Regions from separate parts of the Homo sapiens genome. Here region 1 is linked to region 2. Evidence: chromatin loops called from intact Hi-C (ENCODE). Cell type or tissue: natural killer cell. All regions are shown on one strand.

Evidence for each region. Hi-C counts contacts between places; a loop is a spot of excess contacts. Peaks named below come from ENCODE experiments on the same cell type or tissue, not always from the same donor. Only the 100,000 strongest peaks of a DNase experiment are listed, where the experiment ranks them.
Region 1: a loop joins it to region 2, with 8 times the contacts of the local background. A loop is called at or near these places in 4 of 110 quality-filtered maps.

What each region holds. Positions count from the first base shown.
Region 1 is chr18:35,104,068-35,109,067 of GRCh38, reverse strand. The region is part of intron 4 of MAPRE2 (microtubule associated protein RP/EB family member 2); the gene reads right to left. Among named protein-coding and RNA genes, the nearest start is that of MAPRE2, 65 kb to the right of the region's middle. In natural killer cell, no CTCF peak of the experiment used is centred here; DNase peaks (open chromatin) are centred at 2,097 and 2,327; H3K27ac peaks cover 1,980 bases.
Region 2 is chr18:35,156,597-35,161,596 of GRCh38, reverse strand. No RefSeq gene overlaps it. Among named protein-coding and RNA genes, the nearest start is that of ZNF397, 82 kb to the left of the region's middle. In natural killer cell, no CTCF peak of the experiment used is centred here; a DNase peak (open chromatin) is centred at 2,386; H3K27ac peaks cover 1,743 bases.

The DNA of each region.
Region 1 (5,000 bases), 53 kb after region 2:
CCATTCAGGACATAGGCATGGGCAAAGACTACATGACAAAAACGCCAAAAGCAATTTCAACAAAAGCCAAAATTGACAAAAGGGATCTAATTAAACTAAACAGCTTCTGCAGAGTAAAAGAAACTATCATCAGAGTGAACAGGCAACCTACAGAATGGGAGAACATTTTTGCAATCTACCCATCTGACAACGGTCTAATATTCAGAATTTACACGGAACTTAAATATATTTACAAGAAAGAAAAAACCCCATTAGAAAGTGGGCAAAGAATATGAACAGATACTTCTCAAAAGAAGACATTTACACAGCCAACAAACATATGAAAAAAAAAAAAAGCTCAACATCACTGATCATTAGAGAAATGCAAATCAAAACCACAATGAGATGCCATCTCACACAGTCAGAATAGTGATTATTAAAAAGTCAGGAAACAATAGATGCTGGCGAGGCTGTGGAGAAATAGGAATGTTTTTACACTGTTGGTGGGAATGTAAATTACTTCAACCATTGTGGAGGACAGTATGATGATTTCTGAAGGATCTAGAATCAGAAAAACCATTTGACCCAGCAATCCCATTACTGAGTATATACCCAAAGGAATATAAATCATTCTGCTATAAAGACACATGCACACATATGTTTACTGCAGCACTGTTTACAATAGCAAAGACATGGAACCAACCCAAATGCCCATCAATGACAGACTGGATAAAGAAAATGTGGTACATATATACCATGGAACACTATGCAGCCATAAAAAGGAATGAGATCATGTCCTTTGCAGGGATGTGGATAAAGCTGGAAGCCATCTTCCTCAGCGAACTAACACAGGAACAGAAAACCAAACACTGCATGTTCTCACTCAAAGTGGGAAGTGAACAGTGAGAACACATGGACACAGGGAGGGGAACATCATACACTGGGGCCTGTTTGGGTGTTGTGGGTGAGGGGAGGGAACTTAGAGGACTGGTCAATAGGTGCAGCAAACCATCATGGCACACATATACCTATGTAACAAACCTGTACGTTCTGCACATGTATCCCTTTTTTTTTTTAGAAGAAGACAAAAAAGGTCAATTCAACAGGATGACTTAACACTCGTAAATACATAAATACATATACATCTAGTAATAGAGCACTAAAATACAAGAAACAAAAATGGAGAGAATTAAAGGGAAAAATGGACAATTCCATGATCAATGCAGGAAAATTCAACAGACTCTGCAGCAAATGTTAGAACTGGACAACAAAAAAATCCATAAAATACAGATCTGTTTACTCTGACACTGGTATTAGGTAAGTAAAAAAACGCACATAGAAGATCTGAATAATACCATCAAACACCTTGATCTAACTGATATTTCTAAAACACTATACAACCAACTACTGCAGAATACACATTCTTTTCAAGTGCATGTGGTCCGCTGACCAAAAAAGACTACATCCTGGGCCATAAAGCCAAGATCAGAACAAGGATGAAAACCACTCCTTACTGCTATTTTTTACTGCTTCTCTTAAAAAGCAAAGCAAACAAACAAAAAACCCAACAAAGTAAAGCAATTCTTATTTCCCAAAAGAAGGTGAGAGGTGATGAGTACTTAGATGACAGGTGCTCAACAAATGCTCATACATTGCTAAACAAATAAATGAATAAACATGATTACATTTTACAGTCATACAAACAGCCTTAGAAAACCCAACATTAAGGGTAATTGTTGAGTGAGAATATTCAAATATTCAACAATGTTCTTGAAAAACACCTTAGGATTTATTCAAATCTACATTTAGGGATTTAATTATGATTGCTCAAATACTTTATTCTATTCTACTTAGGTTGCTTCCTTTTGAAACCACTTTTGTGGCATTCCTATTAATCTGATTTTAAGGCTAAAACACTGAAGTCCCTAAGGAAAGCAGAAAGCTCAAACTCAATTTCCATAGCAACTCTAAATCTATCACACTATATTTATATATGGGCGTTTGATTTAAATACATGAATGTATGTGAATCTGCAATGTGTCTTAGCTGTCGTTGCTATAGTAACTACATAACTTTGAATTTCCTTTTATGTTTAGTAAGTGTTCACACATAAAAACCAATCCCCACCAACAGCTATCTTGAGTTGCAGATATGGCTCATAGCAATAAATTTACAAACATCATGATTCACAATGATGCATGTACTTATATATCTATCATTGTGAAAATGTGTATTTTAATACATGCCCCTGGTTGGTAGATTAAAACCAATTCAAGATGCAACTCCTCAGAATGTAGACAATAAAACTTACCAAGCAGCCATTTACCCTTAGGTGACAGCCTCTGCTTATGCAGTAAGCTTGTTACAGTAAAGTCCCCAACGACACACAGAGAAGCCACAGCCAAACTATTCTAAGGCTTCTCTGAATCATAAAGAAAAGCTTTTATCTGTATCAAAATGGTTGAAAAATCTAGCATGTTCTTAAAAAAACAGGATGCACCAAGTATTTAGAATGTATCTATTTTATACATAAGCAATCTCTGGTGCATGCTTATATAAGTAGTCTGTACAATGTAAAAGCACAATTTTTTTTCTTGCTAATGTAGACTGAGTCCTTTCATGGTGACAATCTACTCCAGGATCACTTTTTCCACTCTAATCTGGTCCCTCTGTCATACAAAATGTTTGGGAGCTGCCACTTACTGCTCTTACTGTATAATAGTTAGGACATAAGCTAATTTTAATATTGGCCTAAGGAAATTTTGGGGGAGAGATAAATCCACTAAAAAAATAAATCAAGTATTCCAAACTCAAAATAAAAAAAAATTAAGGACTATCACCTGTTTTTGATGATACCAGCCACTGCTTACGTCCACTAATGCAGATAATTAAGAAATGACCAAGGCTTAGAGGTGGGAACAAAATTACTGCTACATGTTAGTGACCTGGCAACACTGTGATATAAATGTGATACAGATATGTGAATTTTCCAGACCGCTGACCATCACCTTTCATTTGCTCTAAATTTCAGATGAACAAAAGCAGACTGTGTATAAAGAGAACGGCTTTGAGTGACTCCCACAAGCAGGGGTGCCAGTTTAGATAATGTAAAAATAGAGCTCATGAGGGAAATAAATCAGGGTCAATATTACAGAGAATTATGACAATTCTAAGAATTGTAAGGGACCTATGAGAGTATTGATGACTGCCTGCTGGTGTCATACATATACTAAAGACTACTGAGAGGCAATGGAACGATTTGATTTTGTAATAAAGATCCCAGGATACTATGAGGCTCTTTAGTAAGGTTTTAAGTTTTTTTTTTTAACTGAGGTTTGTACTTTCTATTGATACCTGTATATTCCTTGCCCTAATGAGCTATGTGCTAAGAAACCACATCCCCATCTTTATTACAATTATGTCTAAATTAAGAAAGAGCAAACACACTCTGGGTAAGTACCTCAGAAACTCATGAATGAAGACTAAGGTGCATACATTTTATAGCACCTATTCTGACTCTTGGAAGACATTTTGGCTTATATTATCTTGGCTGTATTCCCAATAACTGGATATGACTTCTAGAAAAAATGAGGTCTTAATGCATTTATAGGAGCCTTTCTCCTATCATGGCTTTTAATAATAACACTCTATATGTGATATACCCCCAGTATAGTTTTACTACCCTACAATGCCCAAAAATCAGAGCATATTTTATTAGAAAGGGAATGGCAGTTTGACTTCTGAAAATATCATTTCTCCCTGATTAAGACCAATAACGTAAACATGGTCAAGGTATCAGGAACATGGTCTCAGGAAATTACTGCCTTCCAGAACATTAAAAATAAAATTTATTATCTGTTGACTTTAATGTGTTTCCTGAGCATTGTCACCCAAGAGGTTAAGCTCTAGAAAATATATATTTCTCTTTCAGGTTCATGGACATTCTATCAAAATGGCACACGTTTATCTGCAGCTTTTGTGAAAGACAGATGAGGGAATTCCTAGAAAACGAGGCCAAGGTAGCATAGTAACAGTGCTATTTGGGTGTGGAGGAATATTGGTACCAATGAGAAAAAAATTAAGGACAGGTTATGATCGTGGAAGAAAATATTCTGAGGTCTGTCCAATCTCACTACAGAAAACTTGAAAAAAATGGCAGTTGAGTTTCGAGTCCAAGCTATCCATCATTCACAGCTTTAGAAAATGACATTAAGATGAGAAATATCAGACACCCTTGATTTTCTTAGCTTTTTGTCCTCCCACCCGACATACCTCCTGAATCCCAGACTTTGGAGAGGGCACAACATCCCCCTTTTCTCCACCCCAGCTCCTAGACTGATGAAAACTGCTGACAAAAGTTGAAGGCCTATCTAAACTGCCATCAATGTTTGTTTCCCAAACTCTTTGTGGCTTAATTTTTACCCAGCCTCTCCTATCGCTTTGGCTCCAAGAAAATAAATATCCTCTCTTTTCCTTTCTAACACTTTATCTATGCCCTTGACATCTCACCTTTTCCTTTCAGCTTTAGCGTCATACTCCAATTTCCCCTCTTTTTCTATTTTCAATGATTCCTTCTCCACAGACATGTCTCCCATCTTACAAACCTGCTTACATTGCCTTATCCTAAAAGCAAACAAGAACAGTTGAAAAAAAATAACATCTTCCTTCCAATCTTATTTCCTGAAGCTACTATCACTCTTTTCCCTACACAAACCAAATGTTTTTATTTTCCTCCATTTTTTTCTGACACATTTGTTAAAGGTTGAATCTACTCTTACTGCCTCCACTTCCACAAGCCCTTGTTAAATTGCTGCAATCTAGGCCTATGCCCTCAGTATTTTAATGGACCAATTCTCTGAGGGACTATTAATCACCTCCTAGGAGTCAGACTTTGGCCTATTTTTCAGGCTTCATCCTATTTGATATCGCCACAATTAATATTTGGCACTGTTGGTGACCCCTCTTTCTACAAATTTCCTACGGTTTTTGTTCTCTGATGCTGAGCTCTTCTGGTTTTCTTC
Region 2 (5,000 bases):
TTAAATTTTTGTTCTCTGTGTTAATGGAGAGAAAAATGAATATACAGGAAATAACTCTGATGTTAAACTTCACCACTGCACCTTTTCCCTTCTCTCTTTTATTTTTATTTGGTAAACCAAGTTCTGTTATGTGCTCAAAACTGCTAGGTGCTGGGGACATTAAATTCGTGGACAAAATGGTCCCACCCCTAAAATCATGCCCTAGGGTGAACACAGTCTTCAGCACCAGCAATCACAACATAATGTGTTAAAAGAGAAGATCTAACCCCTTCAGAAGAAATGTGTAGTGACCTGAGGCAAGGTACTTCTGACTTCTAAAACAATAGTAGGTGACTGATGATCTCCAATCCACTTCTGTCAAAAGAGACCATGTGTAGATCCAAAAAGCACTGTAGATCCAGTGCCTAGTGTTGCGCAGAAAGCTTACCACCTAGCAGTTAGCCATGAAAGTCTTTATTCTTCTGGGGACTCAACATACATTAGAAAGTTGAATATATGGCAGGCGGATGAACTGTGGGAAGGGGAGGCAGGAATTTAGAGCTAGAAGTGCTAATGGTTGTGCTGGGGGCCTAATAAGGAGCAGTAGAATAGGGGCTATCTCTGGGTGGCTGTCTCTGGAGAACAGAGAGAGTATCTCTCTTGCACATCACACTTTAGTTTGGGTATGGACTGAGAGAAATTATACCAATACCACCATCACCACCACTAATTGCAGTAGGCAACAATGTACAACTATGTGCCAGGCACAATAATAAGCTCTTTGCATGTATTATTTTATTACATCCTCTTAGCAACCTTACATCTAGGCACTTTTCATTCCATTCATTCATAAGTATATTGTGCACCTTCTTTGTATTAGTTAAGTGTGCTAGTTGCTAAGGATAGGATGGTGAGCCAGGCAGACATAGTCTACATGGTGATGGTGCATGGAGTTTAGCAGTAAAAGGTTAGAAATTAGCCAAACGGGTCAGGTGCAGTGGCTCACACCTGTAATCTCTGCACTTTGGAAGGCTGAGGTGAAAGGATTGTTTGAGGCCAGGAGTTTAAGACCAGCCTAAACAATAGTGAGACCCCTGTCTCTATTAAAAAAAAAAGAAAAGAAAAGAAATTAGCTAAATAATCTCACTAGTAATTATATGTAGGTAGTTAATTATACACTGTGCTCATGTATGTAACTTTTTTTTTTTTTAAGAGATCACTCAGGCTGCAGTGCAATGGCTTGATCAAGGCTCACTGCAGCCTTGAACCTCTGGCTCAGCCTTCAGAGTAGCTAGGACTACAGGTGCATGCCACCATGACTGGCTAGTTGATTATTATTATTATTATTATTGTATTTTTAGAGATGGGATCTCACTACGTTGCCCAGGCTAGTTGGCCAGCTCCTGGCCTCAAGCAATACTCCTGCCTCAGCCTCCCAAAGCACTGTGATTACAGGCATGAGACACTGTGCCCTGCACATGTATGACACTATTATTCATTGAGCACCTATTGTATACCAGGCTGTGGGCATACAACAAGACTACTGCTATTGTCTCTAGGTTCCAGAGAAGGAAGCTGAGTAAGTTTCAGTAAATAACCCAACAACTTGCACACTTAAAATACGAGTCCTTACTCACTGTGCTGGTAGAAGAATGACTCAGTGCATGTCGGAAGGAGCAGAGAATAGACCATCAGTGGGTCACTGCCTTAGTTATCATTAGAGGTGGCTAAAGCAGAGTGTGCTATGGGTTCTCACTGGGCAATTGGGAGCCATTATCCTCATGAATGAGGCAATGACTGGATTTCCTCCTTGGATATTCAGAAGTTGGGAATACGGAGAAAGGTATATAGCATGATTTCTGTGTTGAAAGTGAACAGCATGTCCAGTAAAATATGTGTTTTAAATTACCCCTGAGCTGTTTTTTAAATTATAACCAATGAAGAAAACTGTCCAAAGGAAGCGTTTCCCATGACCTTCCCTTTGGAAATAACCCAGGTTTTCTAGTCCTTAGTTTAACGAAGGTATTTTCAGGAGAAGGAAGTTGTGGGGAGAGAGCAGGGCAGGAAGAAGAGGAAATTTTTATAGATAAAGTTGATTTTTAATGAGCTTCTTTTAGCCTAGTTACCTCCCTTGTCATCATAGTATGTGCTTGTTTGCTGTTGAACAGCGCAGAGTGATGTTGGTCTGAGGAGTGACATCAGAGTCTCTCACTGGCCCTGTTTCTCCTGGCCCTATGGTCCTCTCTGCAGTTACAGGGTCTCTGGAAAGGCTGGAGGAGTCGACACTTGTCCCATCCATTGCATCACAAACTGAGTAATGGCCATGACAGTGTGCATGGTAAATATATGATGCTTTGTTTCTTTTCAGGAAGTGGAAAATAAAGTGCCACAGATGAGGTGGAGGCAGATGTGGCCACTTCCTTATTGCAGAGACGGGGTTGTATGAAGAATGAGTGTTGTATATAATGTGTGACTTCTCTGTGGCTTCCACCTGCTCAGCCCCCTGAGTGGGATAACCCAAGAGGCAACAGGTTACTTAGACATGCCCATTGCCTGGAACACTCTGGGAACTTCAGTACAAGTCGATAGAGGAGAGTGAAGGAACAACATGGAGATCATTTAAAAACTCATTTATGTCAAAAATTCACTTAGGACCTGTCTGTGTTTCTGATTCCTCTTTCTTATTTCATTTGCATGGGAAGTGACCTCAGATCAAATAACTGAGTGAGAAAAACAAATTAAATCAAAGCACCCAGGAAAGGGACATTTCATTCAAACAACTTTTTTGGGCATCTACTATGTGCTGGGAAGCAGCCTATAAAAAATACTTGCATTTGATTCCTATCCTCCTGCTCCCCACCCCTCCTATCCTCCGCTTCTAGGGTAGGAAAGTTCTGCCTAGCTCAGGTAACTATCCCCTGGGGGCCATGTTGTTTTTCATTGTGTAGTTTATTGGGAATCAGAATTTTTAAGTGCCAGAAGGGATGTCAAAGATTACCTAGTCTCATTCCCTCATTTTACACTTAATTTTATGAAGCTCACCAAAGTGATATGCTCAAATTATTTCACAGCTGTTACAGCATAAATGTGACTCAATTCACATTCTTTTTGCAAAATGCCTGTATAAAATAACAAAATGAAATCTATCCTTCACTGTCAACTACATTGTTCTAGTTATCTATTGCTGTGTCACAAGAAGCCACCCTAAACTTAGTGACTTGAACCAATTTATTATTCTCTTATGGTTCCATGGGATAGCGGGGCAGTTCTTGCTTGAGGTCTCTCCTGTGGTTGCTGTCAGATGGACAGATGCTCGGAGTCATCTGAAGGCCCAAGGGGGCTGGATGTCCAAGTTGGCTTCTTCCCGCACAGGGCTGGCAGGTGATGCTAGCTGTCATCTAGGTGCTCAGCTGGGCTTGGTATTGGATTGTCTTGAAGGTCCCTTCTGTTCTATCAACTTGGGAAAGTTATTCCCTTTCGAGAACCTCACTTCATGAGAATGTGTTGGGTTGCAAGGAAGCGACTCATTTAAGTTACCTCTGACTTATGTTAATTACACATAAATGTGAGCTCTATAAATCTGGTCAACTAGATTCCAGAAAATCGTATTTAAAACCTTCCTTGGTTCTTTCCTGAGTGTTTGCTTTTTCTTCTTTTTTTTTTTAGAGACAGGGTCTTGCTCTGCTTCCCAGGCTGAAGTGCAGTGGCACAATCATAGCTCACTGCAGCCTCAATCTCCTGTGCTCAAGCCATCCTCCTGCCTCAGCCTCCCAAGTAGCTAGGACTACAGGTGTGCATCACCACACCCAGCTAATTTTTACATTTTTTGTAGAAACAGGGTCTTGCTATGTTGACATTGCTGGTCTCAGACTCCTAGCCTCAAGCAATCCTCCTGCCTCAGCCTCCCAAAGTGCTGGGATTACAGGTGGGAGTCCCTGTGCCCAGGCCTCTCTTTTCTTTTGACCACTTTCACCTTTTTTCTATTTCAGAGCAACTGCTCATATATAACATCAGCATGCTGTGATCCTTCCTCGTGGCTTCGTTCCCTGTGCATCCTTTCAAGCTCTGGTATTCACTGCTAAGGTTCTCAATCCTTAGTGCAAATGAGAGGGAAGGGGAGAGCAGAGGGAGGATCTAATTGCCATCAGAGAGGCAGACCATGTGGTCACTTGAAAACCCTAATACTGACTGGCCCTGGGTTAGACGCCCACTCTGAACCACGTAACATGTGGCTGCCTAGGACTGCTCTTGCTGCAGGGCAGTGAAAGCAGTGGGCGGTGTTGAAATGTTTAGCATCAGGCTAAGAAGATTATTATTATAATATCAGTAATATCTGTACTACCTCCCTCACAGGATTGCTATTGAAGCCAAAATTAGTAGTAATAGCTAACTTTGCTTTCTTTGTCCTTTCCTTTTCCTTTTCCATTCCTTTCTTTTTCCCTTCCCTTCCCTTCCCTTCCCTTCCCCTCCCCTCCCCTCCCCTCCCCTCCCCTCCCTTCTCTTCCTTTCCCTTCCTTTCTTTTCCTTTCTTCTTTCTGACAGAGTCTCACACTGTCACCTGGGCTGGAGTGCAGTGGCACGATCTCTGCTCACTGCAACCTCTGCCTCCCAGGTTCAAGCAATTCTCCTGCCTCAGCGTACCGAGTAGCTGAGATTACAGGCGCCCACCATCATGCCCAGCTAATTTTTTGTATTTTTAGTAGAGACAGGGTTTCACCATATTGGCCAGGCTGGTCTCGATCTCCTGACCTTGTGATTCGCCCACCTCGGCCTCCCAAAATGCTGAGATTACAAGCGTGAGCCACTGTGCCCGGCCTTTTGTTTTGGAGACAGAGTCTCACACTCTCACCCAGGCTGGAGTGCAGTGGCGCAATCTCGACTCACGGCAACCTCCGCCTCCTGGGTTCGATTCTCATGCCTTAGCTTCCTGAGTAGCTGGGATTACAGGCGCATGCCACCACACCCAGCCAATTTTTGTATTATTATTTTTTTAGTAGAGATGGGGTTTCACCATGTCGGCC